2 separate regions of the Homo sapiens genome follow, and region 2 is linked to region 1. Evidence: read pairs that join two places in POLR2A ChIA-PET (ENCODE). Cell type or tissue: MCF 10A. All regions are shown on one strand.

Region 1 (5,000 bases):
GTGCAAAGGTCTGGAATGCTCGGAGCTCAAATTGTATTATGTCTGCCCTGCTTAAAACCCATAGCTCACTGTGCTTTCAGGGTAAAGATAACTTCTGTAACATCAGATTAATTCATCCCTTCCCTCCCTATTTGTTGACCACCTACCAGGTGCTCAGATAAATGTTGTACAATGTTGGGCACATGGTGGCAACCAAGACAGCTCCAGGCTCTGCTGTCACAGGACTCAGTCCAGAGGGGAAGACAGGCAATAAAAAATGTATTATGACAGGCTGTGTAAAATGCTAAGGAGAACACAGAGCTATCGAAGTCGGAGGTGGCAAGGCTGACTTATCTTGAGGGATCATGGCTTCCTGAGGGAGGCCACCCTATTGAGACTTGAAGATGAATAATCCAAGCAAAGTGAACAGCATGTACAAAGTTCCTAAGATGTTAGGAAGACTAATGTATTAAGAGGGTTAAAATATGTAAAGCCTTATAATAATAACAATAGCAAGAGGTTTATGGAATACTTACTGTAGACCTGCATTATTCTTAGAATGCTACAAATATTACCTCCTTTAGTCCTTGAAACAACCCTATGAGAGAAATATTGCTTGTATTCCCATTTTATAGATGTGGAAACAGGCATAGAGAAGTAAGTCACTTGCCCAAGTTTGCCCAAGATTACGAGTAGAAAATGGAGCTGGAATTTGAACATTTAATTTACCATATGTAGTATTTGGGACATGCTTATACTAAAAAAAAATCTGTTGTATATCTGAAATTCAAATTTAACTGGGCATCCTGTATTGTATCTGGCAACACTACCCTGGGGTCTTTGAGGAGCTGTGGTTTTGAGTACAGGAGGGACAAGGTTATATTTACAAGGATCTCTGTGGATGCTATGAAAAAGTTGGATTGTACAGAGGAAGTGAAAACCATGAGACCAGAGAAGCGGCTGGGAAGGGATCCCGGCAAGAAAGAATGGAGGTTCCCAGCAGGACAGCAGAGGTAGGCATAGAAAGCACAAGGGATGGACTACAGAGTTGTCCATGCAGAGTGAGGAGGACTCAGTAATTGACAGGCTAGCTAGAAAATGGGAAGGAAGCAACTAAAACAAGGCTCAAGTTTCTAGTCTGGTGGATGGGGAAAGGGGGCCATCCCTGGAATGGGGACACAGAGAAAGAATAGGCTGAAGGGAAGATCACTCAAGTGGAGACCTCAGTGTGTGCGTGAGGAGGCATGTGAGGGCCAAGCACATGCATACACTAGTATGGCTTCCACCTTCTCCAGCCCAACATCTGCAGGTTACACAGTGCCTGAGAGCTGGGTCGAAATGAGTCCAGACCACCTGTAAGATGACTTCTCTGGGCATAGTAAAAAGGTTGTTTGAGGGGACAAAGTTAGGGTTAGGCCAGTCACTTACAGAAGCCGAACTCGGTACATGTCTGATACAACCACTGCCGGTCACCCACACCAGACAGTTGAGGTTCTGTGCTCCTCAGCTGTGCCACTGTCTCTGCTCGGGAAAAGCTTAAACACTTCTGGCCCAGGCTGTGCAAGACAATCTAGGGAACAATGTACATACATAAGACATAAATTCCTCCTCTCTTCCCAGCAAGCCAGGGTGCAGAGGCCTATGTCCCCAGAGGTCAAAAGTCAGAAATAGAAGGGTGAGTTCCTGAGTTCTCCTGGGAGTCAGTGGTCAGAGGGGGTGGATGCCTGGGTCCTTGTGAGTTAGAGATCAATGCACTAGAAGACTGAGACCTTATTACCTGTGAGAGCTTGGGCAAGTGATAATCTTTCAGACTTCAGTTTCCTTTTCTGTAAGTGGCGATAATAATAGTGCCTATCTCTTGAGAACTTAATGAAATAATATATGTGAAGCACTTTATACAGCACTTGGTCCAGACAGTGCTGGAAAAGCGACAGCTGGATTGCAGTTGTGGATTTAGAGGCTGCAGTCCCAGGTACCTAGGAGAACCCTATCCCCAGAGATAACATTTTTTCATTCATTCTAAAAATACTAAGTGAGAATTTGCCATGTGCCAGGCACTCCTGCAGGCCCCCCAAAAGAGAACAGGACAGGATAGGCAAAATAGGTAATAATCGCAGTCTCTAACATTCGCACACTGTGTGCCAGGCTCCCAGCTGATTGCTCTACATGACCCGCCTCATTTCATCTTCCCATCGGCCCTGTGAAGTGTTATCCCCATTTTACAGATGAGAAAACGAAGTTTCAGAGAAGGTTCTCGCTTGCCCAAGATCACACAACGGAAGTGGGGCAGGAATCTTTGTCCGCTAACTCCTCCCAGCTGTGCCAGGGAGTGCTCACCTGCACCGCCCGACGAAGCCCGCAGTAGGGCGTGGAGTGGCTGCGGTTGCCCCCGCCCCCGAGGAGAAGTCCGCAGAGCTGTCGCACGCTTAGCGGCGCTCCCGTCTGCCCATCATACTGCACTACACCTCCCACCAGTGCCTGCAGCGCCCCCAACAGCTCCGCCTGGTTTTCAGCGCGGCCCAGGGGCCCGCAAGCGCTCAGCTCCGTCCGCAATGCTGCTTGAGCCGCCCCACCCGAGCGCAGCCGCCGCTCCACTTCAGCGAAGGCGACGGACACCGCCGCCCGGCACTGTGGGAAGCAAGAGGCGATGTCCGCCAAGACTTAGGCTGGGCCTCGGCTTTCCCTACCCAGGACCTGCGTCCTCCTTGGGTTCCCCACTTTCCCCTAGCGGGACTCAGAGGGTGCAGACCTAGCTCTTGGCCCAGGCCCCCGCCCCCAGGCCCCCGCCCCCAATCCCCTGCCTCGCAGCCCTCCTTCTCGGGTCTTCCCTGCAGGCCCCGTCCTCCATTGTGGCCCCGCCCCACCTTGAGCCTCACCTCCGGATAGGATTGTCCCTGCCCAAACCCCGCCCTCTCTGGGGAGCGCCTCTTTTCCTGGTGCCCCTCCTCTTCGTCAGCTCCCGCCTTCTTCCAAAACCTGCGTATTCCCCCGAGCTCCGACCTTCCTTAGACCCCGCCACGTTGCAGGTTTCGCCCTTCTCTGGCCTCCTCTTCCCTGGCATCCGAGGCCTCTTTTCCCTCCCAGTCCCCCTCGGACTAGGCCCCACCTCCTACCTCCAGGGACCCGCCGATCGCGGTGCTCATTAGGCTTCGGGATACCACCTGTGGGCGGACCGCAGAGGAAGGTATCCGGAAGTGTCAAGGGACTCCGCCCGCTGGGACCCCTCCCCGTCCCGCACCTGCTGCCCGCCATCCTTACGTCATTATACTCGGAGAAATCCAGCACGGCCCGCACCGGGGCGGAGGAGGCGACCGACGCGAAAATGAGATGGGGGAACTAAGGGAGGAGACGCCGTCAGCCTGCGGGCTGAGGGGTTGGAATCGCATATCTTTCTGCCTCTGTGTCACTTACTCGCTGTGTAATCTCGGGCTCTTGTGAGGACAGCTTGTGCAAAATTCTTTGGGCGCGGGAGGAAGGTAGGGGCGTGGTGGGAGGGTATTCCTATTATCTGAGACTGGGGCCCTGGAGTCCGAGTTCCCTCCCCCCAGCCCACCCGGAGGAGTCGCAGGACCTTCAGCCGGGCCCAGGCGGCCAAGGAGCCGGCATAGGAGCCTCCGAAGCAGATCCAGGGGCTGGAGGAGGAGATGTTAAAGAGGCGGGAAAGTGCCAGGCGGGCAGAGACCACATCAGCCAGCCTAGGGTCAAAGGGGGGACTCGGTCGGTCCTCATCGCTGGGAATCCCTGAAGATTTCCCCATTCTGGGGGAAACCCGGATCCAGAGACATGAATGGGTGAATCTGGCCAGAAACCAGGGCCGTTTTCTCATGACGTGTTTCCAAGTGTTCTCCAAGCCACATACACTTCCCAGAACATGTGTGCCTAGGCCAAGGGAGACCCTGTCCTCGTCCACTTTCTAGAAAGCCACCACCCTCTTTCCCTTCTCGTTTTAGGTAGGAGAGGAAAAATTTCCAAGTCAGTTTAGATGAAAACCTGACAAATGTAGGGAAGGGTTGAGGGCACTCAAGGAGGGCTACTAAGAGGAGAAGGAGGGGTCCTAACCTGATGAGTTGCAAGGTATTGGGAGAGAGAACAGACACAAAGAGAAATGGAGAGTGAAGTTTGGATATGTCTAACATCCTCTTTCTCCTCCCAAGGGCTTTCTTTCTTCCCTAACCTTTCTGAATGGCTTGCAGTTGGTACCATCCTGTTGCAGTTAGAAAACCGTTTCGCTTGTAGAAAAGATTAAGATGCAGAGAGACAGAGATGGAGACAAAGAGGCACAGATGTAGATACAGAGACGGAGAAAATGAGACAGGCAAACAGACTGTTACAGACACAGACAGAGATACCAATGAGGAAAGAAAAAGCTAAGTTCTGTAAGAATAAAGCAGATGAAAGAAACAAAAAGCAGGTGAAGTAAAGTTGGAAAAATGGTGGCGGTCGTTAATAGGAGTGAGATGCACTGAAGGAGGCTGGGGTGAGAGGCATAAAAACATCTAGGGGAAGGCCACGCCATGCAGAGGGATGAGTTCAAAGGCTCAAGGCAGGAATGTGCGTGTAAGTCTGGAGGACAGTGAGGACTTCAATGTAGCTGGAGCCCAGTGAAAGTGAGAGAGTATAGGTCAGAGTTAACTAGAGGCCAAAACCCACTGGACTCCATGGCGACTGTAAAAGCTTTGACTTTACTCTGAAGTCAAATACAGTCAAAATTGCTTTACTTCTGAAGCAATACAGAAGATGTCTGAGGGACTTAAGCCAGGGAGGATCATGTCCTGGTTTATGCTCTAACAGAATTACTCTGATTTCCACCTGGAAGTCAAGGGCAGAGCAGGAAAAATGGTGAGAATGCTGTGGCCGTAATCCAGGTAAGGAATGCTGGTGGTCTGCACAGTGATACAGTGGCTTACTTCAGACAGAGACGCAGAAATAGAAAGAACACAGGATAAGAGAAAGACAGATAGGGAGAGTCAGAGACCCAGAAATGGAAAGAGAAAAAACAAGACCCTATGAAACACAGAAGA
Region 2 (5,000 bases), 120 kb before region 1:
GTTTGCCCTAAGCAGTTTCCAGCTTGAGTTTTCCTTAGTGATATTGGGGGCACAAGATATTTTCCTTTCACAGCACTAAATGGTTAATGAGACTGACAACACCAAGTTGCATCAAATTGGCCTTGTGGTCGGAGTTCTGGTTAATTGTCTCCTCTGTTGTTTCCAATGAGAAGCTACAGGAGGTTTCTGCTTTCTACTAGTCTTTCATTAATCTTGCCTAGTTTATTTGACAATGATTTTCTAATTTTTAATTTTCCAGATTGAATTGTTTATATTTTTCCAATCCTGCTTTATTTGAATCCTCATGGCAATTTTTCGTTTTGGAGCACTGAGGTTCTAGGTACTTAATTCTCAGTTCCATCTGACTCAGTTGTTGACAATTCCCTTTAGATGCTCCTTGTGTCACTTGCCAGGTTGTGTTCTCACAACCATTACATTATTAACTCATTTAATATTCATAACAATGGGTGGAAGGAGCCACTTAGGAATAATCTCAAGGCAGGAGGCACCCAAATACCTAGTTTTACAAACTTCACAAGAATGTGTACGTATTTTATTATTTATTTATTTATTTTGAGAGGGAGTCTTGCTTTGTCGCCCAGGCTGGAGTGCAGTGGCGCAATCTCGGCTCACTGCAACCTCCACCTCCTGGGTTCAAGCAATTCTCCTGCCTCAGCCGCCGGAGTAGCTTCAAGCGGCTCGCCATTACATCTAGCTAATTTTTTTGTATTTTTAGTAGAGATGGGGTTTCACCATGTTGGCCAGGCTGGTCTTGATAAGGTTATACCTTATCAATGGGTGGAAACTGATTTCGTTTCTATTTTAAGTATGAAGAGACTGGATCCCAGAGATGTTGTCATTTGCAATACAGAGATGTATACAAGATCAGGCAGAGGAGTTAGAGAGCACATACACACATACGTCCCAATCCAAAAAATACCACAGTGAGGTAGTATAAGGAAAAAGACTGAACTGGGAATAGAAAGGGATTCTAATCCTAGTTTTGCCATTTGCTACTTGTGAAACTTTAATAACATCTTGGGCCTGTTTCTACAGCAATTAAGAATATGTGCTCCTGTAGCCAAATCAAGTGAATGACCTTGGGTGAGTTACTTAACCTCTCTGTGACTATTTACTCATCTGTAATGTGTTAATAATAATTCATTAATAATTCATTCATTTCAAATAGCAAAATTCTTGACAATCTTATGATTTCAGCAAACAATATTATCTTTTTTTAGTGAGAGTAGCAAGACAAAGGTGGGCATGTCATTGATAAGGAAACAATAAACATTTAAAGAGAGTGATTATTGAGGCAGGAAAATAGGGCCTGGAGGCAGGAAACATACAACTGTTTCACACTTCAGGTATAGCAGGAAATATCTTCTCCATAGGGCTTACACCATAAATGACTTTGTAACTTTACTTCATCCTCTCCATTTACATAGGGCGAACCCGAAGTAACCAATTGAATCCTCTAGGGGGTATTTAAACTCCCAAAAATTCTGTAACGGTGTCTTTGAGTTCCTATGCTCGGCCCCCTCCCACACTGTGGAGTGTACTTTCACTTTCAATAAATCCCTTTGTCCCTTCCTTGCTTTGTGTGATTTGTTCAATTCTTTGTTCAAGACGCCGAGAACCTGGACTCCCTCCACCTTTAACAATTATGACACTTTATAGCTGCTACAGTATGATTTTGGTAGAAATATTGCTTGATGTTAACTTTGCAGCAGCCTGTCAGTGTCATTGAGTCTGGTTAATAGCAGGGCTGATTTTTGCCTTCTCAAATGCGATAAAACATGTAAAGTACTTAGAAGAGAGCCTGACATACAGTGTGTGCTTAATTGGCTATTTTTATTGTAGAATAAAGGTGTCTGATTTTTCTGGGACCCTGTGATTTTTAATTAGTGGTTTAATGTTTGTGTGTTATAAAAGAGATAATAAGAACCTGTTTCTGTCCTTTGCTTACTAGAGATCTGTCAATGATGTAATGCAGAGGAACTTTACTGCATACAAATTATTCACGTTATACCCTAGTCACAGTGGAGGTGTCACATAGATCAGACTCTCCAGCCGCCATGCCTACACCTCCCAATTAGGACCTCAGGCCTGTGCTAGCCACGCCCCAAACCCTAAATCTCTCCAGCCGCAGACAACCCTGGGAAATGTAGTCTGCGGACAAGAGCCAGCCGGCCCACAGCCAGAGCCATGCAAGCGCAGTTCTCTTCGGACAGGTAAACCCTTTCTCAGCGGGCTCCTCCGCGCGCTGAGTGTCAGTTGCACGTCTTACCTGATAGGTGGGTAGGCACTCGCCTGTGGAGGAGCCTGAAGCTTCTAGGGGTGCCTTGCTCTTTCAGGAGAAAGCGGCCAGAAGGAGCGGGTGGGGAGCCCTGGAGAGGTGGGAGTGGAGGCTCTCTTTTATACCTGCGTCTGTCGCTGATTCCAAAAGGCGTAGGGGAGCCCGGGACGCGCCCTCCAGGCCACTGGGCGGGCAGTGTATCCTGCGGGAACCCGAGCCTGCTCGGGGCTCTGTGGGGTTGAGGGTCGTGGAAGGCTTCTAGGCGCAGGAGCGGCGGCGACTGTGGCTACTGACATTAAGAAGGGTCCCCGGGAGTTTTGCGAGAAATTAGAGGGTGACGACGGCCAGCGGGCGCTGGTCATAAAATTCCGGGCTCAGCCCGGCCTCCAGAGGTCAGAAATAGGTGGTTATCTGAGAGGGAGGGACGAGGCGAACTCTCCGAGAGCCACAAACTGGAGAAGCCGCTCCCGCTGGCTGGGACCAGGGACTCTCCTGCAAGAGGCCTAGGGTCACTAAGGAAACATAACCAGCGGTAGTGCAGGGAACGGAACCTGCGTGATGTCACAGCGGCTGGAGCAGGTAAGGTGGAGGATACGACTTTGCCTGAAGAGAGATAAGAAATAGACCAGCTCAAGAGCGAGTGTGTTCTGGGAACTGATTTGAGAAAGGAGAGCTTTCCCTTTCCTCACCTGAAGGCTGAGGAAAACACACACACACACACACACACACACACACACACACACGAGTTTTCGTGTGAGAAAGTGGGAAGAAAGCGAAATTTCACGCTTGTGTAGTAGGGGCTGTATGAAGACGACCAAAACCCCTCTCTGGGTCACTTCAAATGTACGTACCCCTTTCTCCACTCCAGCCTTTTATCTATCATAGTACAATGGAAACAGCCTGGTTTAGTTAATTTTAAAATTATCATACATAAAATTGGCATGGTGGGGCATACTGTTCTAGAACATGTTTAGATTCCGGTAACTACTACCACAGGATGCAGAGCTGTTTCATTCACTCCAGAAAACTTCCTTGTGCTACCCCTTTATATTTACACTCTTTTCCCACCCTTAACCCTGGCAGCCACTGATTGTTCTCCATCTCTATAGTTTTGTGTTTTCCAGAGTGTCATATAAGTGGAATAATACAATATGTACATTTTCACACTGGCTGCTCTCCCTCAGTATGAAGCCTTTAAGGTGGCCACATTATTGTGTCACTTTCTTCTTTTTTGCTGAATAATATTGTTATTGCTAAATAATATTGTATATAGATGTATCAGGTTTTAAAAAAAATCTCACCTTTTGAAGGACATTTGTATCATTTCCAGATTTTAGTAATTATGAATGATGCTGCTGTAAATGTTCACCTACAGGTTTTTGTGTGAACATACATTTTTCTTGAGCCAGGATTTTGAATCCAAACAGGTCTGAATTTGAATCCTGGCTTTGAAACTTATTGGCTCTGTGGTAACCTTGGGCAAGTTATTTAACCTTTTCGGGGGATTTAACTTTCATAGTGGGTTGTTGTGAGGTTAAACGACCCAATATATCTCAATAGTTTTCAACTCTTTCAGACCAAGCGGGCTCTTTGTATAACAAATATTTTGTAATGCCCCCATTTCTATCCATAAATAAAATTCATTAAATTGGCAATAAGCTTAACCTACCTATTTTAAAGCCATATGATGCCCTAATTCTACAATAAAGGAGAAATAAAAGAGAATACACTGCAACTCAGGCTGATAAAATGATCGAATCTCAGTAAAATTCAGAACAAAGTACCTTGATTTAGACCATAGTTGTCCTTATAGAAAATCATCATATATTAGCACTGAAAAAAAAAAAAGAAAGAAAGAAAAGAAAAAGACTCTGTGGTTGTGTGTAAAAAAAGAGTTAGGTTCTAGTCTCTGATAATTATCAATAGAATTTTTACCCATCTGAATGTCCTGCAAAACATTAAAAAATTGTTTGGGATTGTCCTGTGCTGAAGGACATCTGGGATCCCTGACTCCTACAAATTAAATGCCAGTAGTTATTTCTTCCACTCAATACAAGGACCAGGTCCTGTCTGCTGAGTTCCTCTGGTTTATGTGAAACATTCAATATAATAACTAGCTCATGGCCGGGCGCGGTGGCTCACCCCTGTAATCCCAGCACTTTGGGAGGCCGAGGCAGGCAGATCACGAGTTCAGGAGATCGAGACCATTCTGGCTAACATGGTGAAACCCCGTCTCTACTAAAAATACCAAAAAAAAAAAAAAAAAATTAGCCGGACATGGTGGCGGGCGCCTGTAGTCCCAGCTACTCGGGAGGCTGAGGCAGGAGAATGGTGTGAACCCGGGAGACGGAGCTTTCAGTGAGCCGAGATTGTGCCACTGCACTCCATCCTGGGCGACAGAGCGAGACTCTGTCTCAAAAAATAAATAACTAAATAAAAATAAAATAACTAGCTCATGGCAGCTGCAAGCAATAACATTCTAAACCTCCAAGAGGACATCCTCCATTGCTTAGGTCTTTCAGGAGCTGGCTTTAACAATTTCATTTTCTTATAAACTCATGCTTCTTAAACTTGAGTATGCATCAGAGTCACCTGGAGGATTTGTTAAACACATTGCTAAACTCACCACCAGAGTTTTTGATTCAGTAGGTCTGGGGTTGGGCCTAACAATTTGCATTTCTGGCAAGTTCCCGGGTGATGC

Evidence for each region. ChIA-PET counts read pairs that join two places held together with the same protein. Peaks named below come from ENCODE experiments on the same cell type or tissue, not always from the same donor. Only the 100,000 strongest peaks of a DNase experiment are listed, where the experiment ranks them.
Region 2: POLR2A ChIA-PET joins it to region 1 with 6 read pairs; 2 of 35 experiments call an interaction of 5 or more read pairs at or near these places.

The regions. Positions count from the first base shown.
Region 1 is chr6:27,249,357-27,254,356 of GRCh38, reverse strand. It overlaps PRSS16 (serine protease 16), which reads right to left. Exons shown (of 12, transcript NM_005865.4): 5 at 3,551-3,674; 6 at 3,238-3,315; 7 at 3,093-3,140; 8 at 2,317-2,607; 9 at 1,408-1,549. Among named protein-coding and RNA genes, the nearest start is that of PRSS16, 4.2 kb to the right of the region's middle. RefSeq lists enhancers at 2,076-2,275, 2,296-2,465, 2,055-2,575, 2,846-3,215, 3,356-3,425 and 1 more. In MCF 10A, a CTCF peak has its summit at 2,512; DNase peaks (open chromatin) are centred at 2,396 and 2,886.
Region 2 is chr6:27,372,428-27,377,427 of GRCh38, reverse strand. It overlaps the pseudogene ZNF204P and a transcript of ZNF391 not described here. Among named protein-coding and RNA genes, the nearest start is that of ZNF391, 14 kb to the left of the region's middle. RefSeq lists an enhancer at 2,339-2,408 and a silencer at 4,367-4,529. In MCF 10A, no CTCF peak of the experiment used is centred here; a DNase peak (open chromatin) is centred at 2,147.